2 separate regions of the Homo sapiens genome follow, and region 2 is linked to region 1. Evidence: chromatin loops called from intact Hi-C (ENCODE). Cell type or tissue: heart right ventricle. All regions are shown on one strand. Links, peaks and the distances in the headings refer to the core of each region. The heading gives the core; the rest is flanking DNA.

The links. A loop is a pair of places that touch in the nucleus more often than their neighbours do. Peaks named below come from ENCODE experiments on the same cell type or tissue, not always from the same donor. Only the 100,000 strongest peaks of a DNase experiment are listed, where the experiment ranks them.
Region 2: it touches region 1 in a loop (1.9-fold over the local background); 1 of 110 quality-filtered maps calls a loop at or near these places.

The regions. Positions count from the first base shown.
Region 1 is chr16:14,417,859-14,420,766 of GRCh38, reverse strand. LINC03107 (long intergenic non-protein coding RNA 3107) reads left to right here. Exons shown (of 2, transcript XR_007065002.1): 1 at 1-2,133. Among named protein-coding and RNA genes, the nearest start is that of LINC03107, 9.4 kb to the left of the region's middle. In heart right ventricle, for the core only: no CTCF peak of the experiment used is centred there; a DNase peak (open chromatin) is centred at 1,796; H3K27ac peaks cover 1,208 bases.
Region 2 is chr16:14,333,523-14,336,430 of GRCh38, reverse strand. No RefSeq gene overlaps it. Among named protein-coding and RNA genes, the nearest start is that of MIR365A, 26 kb to the right of the region's middle. In heart right ventricle, for the core only: no CTCF peak of the experiment used is centred there; no DNase peak of the experiment used is centred there.

The sequences.
Region 1 (2,908 bases), core at 316-2,815:
AGGGTCTGTCCCAGGAACTTTATTAGTTAGCGGTTAAGATCCTCATCCACAGAAAAGCCGGTAGGAATTAGCCAGGTGGTGTGTGCCTATGGTCCCAGCTACCCAGGAGGGTGAGGAGGGAGGACTGCTTGAGCCCAGGAGGTTGAGGCTGCGGCTAGCTATGATTGTGTCACTGCGCTCCAGCCTGGGTGACAAAGCAAGATCCTGACTCAAAAAAAAAAAAAAAAAAAAAAGGAAGAAAGAAGAAAGAGAGAGAAGAAAGAAAGGAGAGAAAGAGAAGGAAGGAAGGAGAAAGGAAAGAAGGAAGGAAGAAAAGGAAGAAAGAATGACAAAGAAAAGAAAGAAAGACGAAAAGGAAAGGAAAAGAAAAGAAAAAAGAAACAAAAGCAGGAAAGTGAGGGGAGAGGGCCAGGAAGACAGAAGACAGGATGGGCAAGAAGGGTGGGAAGGATTCCCACACCAGATTCAGGAGTGGCTCTGCATTGGGAAATCCATCTACGACTGCTGGGGACTTGGTTTTGCAAACATGCACAGAGAAACCTTCATCCACCTCTGTGCAATGTTGGACTGAAGTAGAAATGAGCCGCTGTTTTCTGGAAGCACCCCATTTCTTTGAGCTGATCTTCTCTAATAATGAATTCTGGTGAAGCCTGCCATTCACAGCACCCTGCCCTCCCATCTGTAGGAGGTGGGAACAGGACCCAGGCCAGTTGATCAGAGAGCTCCCTTGCCCTGGGATGAGCATGTGACCCAGATGTCTCAATCATGGGGAAGATCCTCTTGCCTGTTATAGCCACTATGCTGGAAGAACAGGATGTGGGCTTGCTGGCCGCCATCTTCCAGTCCACGCTGGGAACCCATCTGCAGGAGGAGGGAAGGAGGACAACCCAGTTTGAGGGAGCATATGGACAGCAGCTATAGAAGGCTCCATATGTGCCCAGTGCTAGATCCACCCCATCCCTTCCTGTTCCATAAATCCATACATCTTCTCTCACTTTTGCTTACCCTAGTTTGAGTTACATTTCTGACACCTGCCACCATAAAAGCCCAAATGATTACAGAGAATATTTGGCTACAGGAAAGACCCTGCAGTCTGTGAAAAAAGAGGCTGCTGGTGCATAGTCATCGTAGACCAGTGCAAAGAGTGAAACAGAAACATCCAGCTTAATCTGCAAAAGCCTTTTTGGATCCTTGAGAGGCGCTCATTAACTTACAGCAAATTGGTGAGCTGATACTCTTCTTTCATCCAGGTGAGTGCATTAACTAGGTTAATGTTCCTGTCTCAAGGGACTGCTGTAGGTTAGGGTGAATGAATGAAAGAAGCAAGTTTTTAAACAGGAAAAAGGCTGCAGGGAAGTTGAGGTGACAAGCATCGTTTCACCCCCAATGGAAGGTGAGCTTGTCTGTTAGGTCCCAGGGACTGAATTGGAGTTCCGTGGTTAGGGAATGACCCATCTCAACAAGCAACTTCCATCATCCTTCCATGGGGATCTGATTAAGGTCTTCTCCAGAAGGAGATGGCCTCGTGAGTTGGGGCTTTTTAATCTCCCTGTCCCTCCTCTAGAAGGGCATTGCTACTGGCCTTGCCCTGCCAAGTCTTCAGTCTACAACAACACTGCCCGGCTTCAGACACAGCCCAGATCCTTCCCAGATCCTTCCCAGACACAGCCCAGATCCTTCCCAGACAAAAAGTCCTTCCGACTTTTTGCCCTTTCGGCCCAGCCTTCCCTATCACTTATGCTGAAATTGGGAACGTTTCCCAAACCAACAATTTCCCAGTCCACAATGTTCCCTTGCTGAGTGTCCCCACAGGAGAGACAGGCAGCCTGATAAATAAAACCAGTCATAAAACCTCCCTGCCTTAGCAAAGGGACTGCTTTGCCAGGCTACCGTCACATAGCACTCCTGTCTCCCGTTTGACTTCATATAGTGAAAATTGTCTAAAAGATAAGGCAGGAGCTCTGGTTGACACCCCCCCTGCCCCCGCCTCATAGATCTCTCTCTAGAAGCATTGGAAGAGGCCGTCTCAAAAAAGAAAAATAAAATAGAAGCATTGGAGGAAAGATGTGGTTTGTAGTGAAACAAATTGGAAGTCAAGCTCAGCCTCAACCACTTACTTGCTTCTGACCTTGGGTAAGTCCTATGTACCTAGGAACCTCGGTTTTCTTTTCTTTCTTTTCTTTTCCTTTTTTTTTTTTTCTTTGAGATGGAGTCTTGCTCTGTCGCCCAGTCTGGAGTGCAGTGGTGCAATCTCGGCTCACTGCAACCTCTGCCTCCTGGATTCAAGTGATTCTCGTGCCTCAGCCTCTAGAGTAGCTGGGACTACAGGCATGCACTACCAGGCCCAGCTAAATTTTGTGTTTTTAGTAGAAACAGGGTTTTGCCATGTTAGTCAGGCTGGTCTCGAACTTCTGATCTCAAATGATCCACCCGCCTCAGCCTCCCAAAGTGCTAGGATTACAGGCACAAGCCACCGCACCTGGCTGGAACTTCGACTTTCTTCTGTACAATGGAGGGGGGACAGTAATACTGCAATGTTTACAATTAGGTTCAACTGAGAGTAACAGAGGTCTGAATACAGTAACTGAAATGGGGTGGGCAGATCACTTGAGGCCACGAGTTCAAGACCAGCCTGGGCAACATAGTGGCATACCATCTACAAAAAAATAAAAATTATCCGGGCGTGGTGGCACAGGCCTGTAATTCCAGCTATTCGGGAGGCTGAGGTGGGAGGAACACTTGAGCCCAGAAGGTTAAGGCTGCAGTGAGCTGTGATTGCACCACTACACTCCAGCCTCGGTGACAGAGTGAGACCCTGTATCTAAAAAAATAAAAAATAAAACATTTGGCCATGCCTATCTGCAAGAACATCTGGGAGAGGTAGCTGTGGTAGGTAGCCTCAAAAATG
Region 2 (2,908 bases), core at 198-2,697, 84 kb after region 1:
TTTTTTTTTTTCAGAAGGAGTCTCACTCTGTCACCCAGGCTGGAGTGCAATGGCATGGTTTCGGCTCACTGCAACACCTGCCTCCCATGTTTAAGTCATTCTCCCACCTCAGCCTCTCAAGTAGCTGGGACTACAGGCGCGTGCCACCACACCCAGCTAATTTTTGTATTTTTAGTAGAGACAGGGTTATATTATGGGAGGCCCACCTCGGCCTCCCAAAGTGCTGGGATTACAGGAGTGAGCCACCGTGCCCGGCTGGTACCTGGTTTCTAGTTAGCATCTCTAGAGTGGCAGATGAGGGACCTCAGAGGGAAATCAGTTTCGGGGGAGGCTCTTGAATTCAGTTTTGGACAAGTTGAATTTGAGGAGCCACAGACACTAAAGAATTAGCCCAGGTTTGAACTCCTGAGAACACAGTGACCATGTTACCTGGGCAAGCCTCCCTTACCCTTCTGAGCCTCAGTTTCCCCAGGTGCAAAATGGAGTGCCTCACCAGGTAATTGTGAAGACCCTATGCAGGAATATAAGCAAACTGCCTGCCTTAGAGCCAAGGCACCATGCAGAGAAGCTATGTAACCCCATTACTTAGCACTCTTCAGCAAGAAGCAACAGACACAAAGGTAAACTGGCTTAAGCAGTAAAAGAATTTACTATTCCTGTAACTGTCAAATCCAGGAAGTAGATCTGGCTTCCTCTACAGGTGCATCTAAGGCTCAAGCATTGTCATAGGGACTGCATATCTTTGGGGGCTTCTTATATTTCTCAGGCACCTTCCATATGTGTTCCCAATGGGCACCAGCTTAGCAACGGTAGGGTTGGGGAGTCTTTTCCTATCTGGCAAAAAAAGTCTCAGGGAAGATTCTGATTGGCCCAGCTTTGTCATGTGCTCATCACAGAGCCAATCACAGTAGCCAGGCCCGGGTCACATGACTTTCTGCTCCTAGAAGACGGCAGCAGGCAAGTGGAACCAACAGTGCAGCAGCTGTCAGGTTCCCAGCTGGTCCAGTGGGAGTTTTAGGATGGGAACAGATGAGAATATGGTTTGTGGTGTACAGTAGAAACTCAGTTCATGGTGATGGTTTTCATTATGATTCTGGAGGTAGATCACCAAATGGCCCTCCATTTGGGTGTTTTAAAGTCCTTTACAAATATGACCTTCACCCCTAAAATCCTAAGTTCAGAGGTATCATCAGCCTCCTCCAGATAGTCTGTCAACATGCTTGGGAGATGGATGTGAGAGGTCAGTCCTGGGGGGCTTGCGGCACCCTTTCTGCAGCAGTGTTGGGGGTCACATTGTCTGTGGTGAGCCATGAATGTGCTCTGAGCATCCCTGTCACTGACCCTAACCAGGAGACCCAGGGACTCCCCACGCCTCCTAGGGAAAGTCCAAGGCGTCTGGTGTCGCCCAACAGCCAAATCAAGAAAACAGGTTCTGCAGAGTTAGGCAAAGACCTTTGCGGTTCATAATGTCAGCGAGAAAATTCCAAAACCTCTGAGCGAGCTGTAGTGTGGACGCTCCTTTCAACAACCTGGTTCTGATTGGAGCTGCCTGGTAACTCCCTGCCAATTAGCAGCCATGCTGCGGAAACCTGGAACTTTATAGCTTAGCAACGAGAAATCTGGAAGAACTCTGGAATTAATTTAAGGAAAGGGGAAGGAAAACATCAAGAAGAGAATTAGCAGCCAAATAATCTGGCTGTGCGTTTGTATTATTACCTTTGCTGCCAAGATAAGTATTGAAACTTTTCAGCGTTAATTACCGGCAAAGAGGGAACCAGTGAGATATCTTGTCTCAAACTCTGGGGCTGATGTTTTTGTTTTGTTGTCCTAAGCTACTATTGAAGTAGGGATGTGAGCAGAGCTAAGAAAATGTGGTCAGAACAGGTACAGTAATTAAAAACCACACCAATCCTGCCTTCCACGTCCTCCTCCAGGAGCTTCTCCCTTTGCCAGTCTTTTTCTGGGATCATTTTCCATCCTGTGACATCATGGATAGCAGCCTGGGAAGTGGAGACCCTGGTGGCTATGGAGGGTTTCTGTGATTTCAGATGGAGGCCCAGTTGGAGGTGATAGCAGTCTTTGGTGGGGCCATTCAATGACTTTTTTTTTTTTTCCTTTTTTTTTAGACAGAGTCTCGCTCTGTCACCCAAGCTGGAGTGTAGTGGCATGATCTCGGCTCACTGCAACCTCTGTCTCCCGGGTTCAAGCAATTCTTGTGCCTCAGCCTCCCGAGTAGCTGGGACTACAGGCATGGACTACCACACTCAGCTAATTTTTTGTATTTTTAGTGGAGATGGGGTTTCACCATGTTGGCCAGGCTGGTCTTGAACTCATGACCTCAAGTGATCCAACTGCCTTGGCCTCCCAAAGTGCTGGGATCACCGTGCCCAGCCATTTTATTATTATTTTTTTTGAGATGGAGTCTCGCTGTGTCTCCCAGGCTGGAGTGCAGTGATGTGATCTTGGCTCACTGCAACCTCCACCTCCCAGGCCCAAGCAATTCTCCTGCCTCAGCCTCCCGAGTAGCTGGGACTATACAGGCGCATGTAACCACACCCAGCTAATTGTTGTAACTTTTAGTAGAGATGGTGTTTTGCCATGTTGGTCAGGATGGTCTCGAACTCATGACCTTAGGCATTCTGCCCACCTCAGCCTCCCAAAGTGCTGGGATTACAGGTGTGAGCCACATGTCTGGCCCATTCAGTGACTTTTGAGTGTCATTCATGTGTCTCCACTGAGTCAGGCTGTAAAACAGTGCACATCACACACCCACCCCCGCCCCTGTGGGCTGACAGTCTAGCCAGGGGTGGGGGAGGCTAGATATTAATAATCAGCTAATTATACAAATAGCTGTGTAATTACAATTGCACTGATGTCATGGAAGAAAAGGGTAGGATGCTAAGATAAA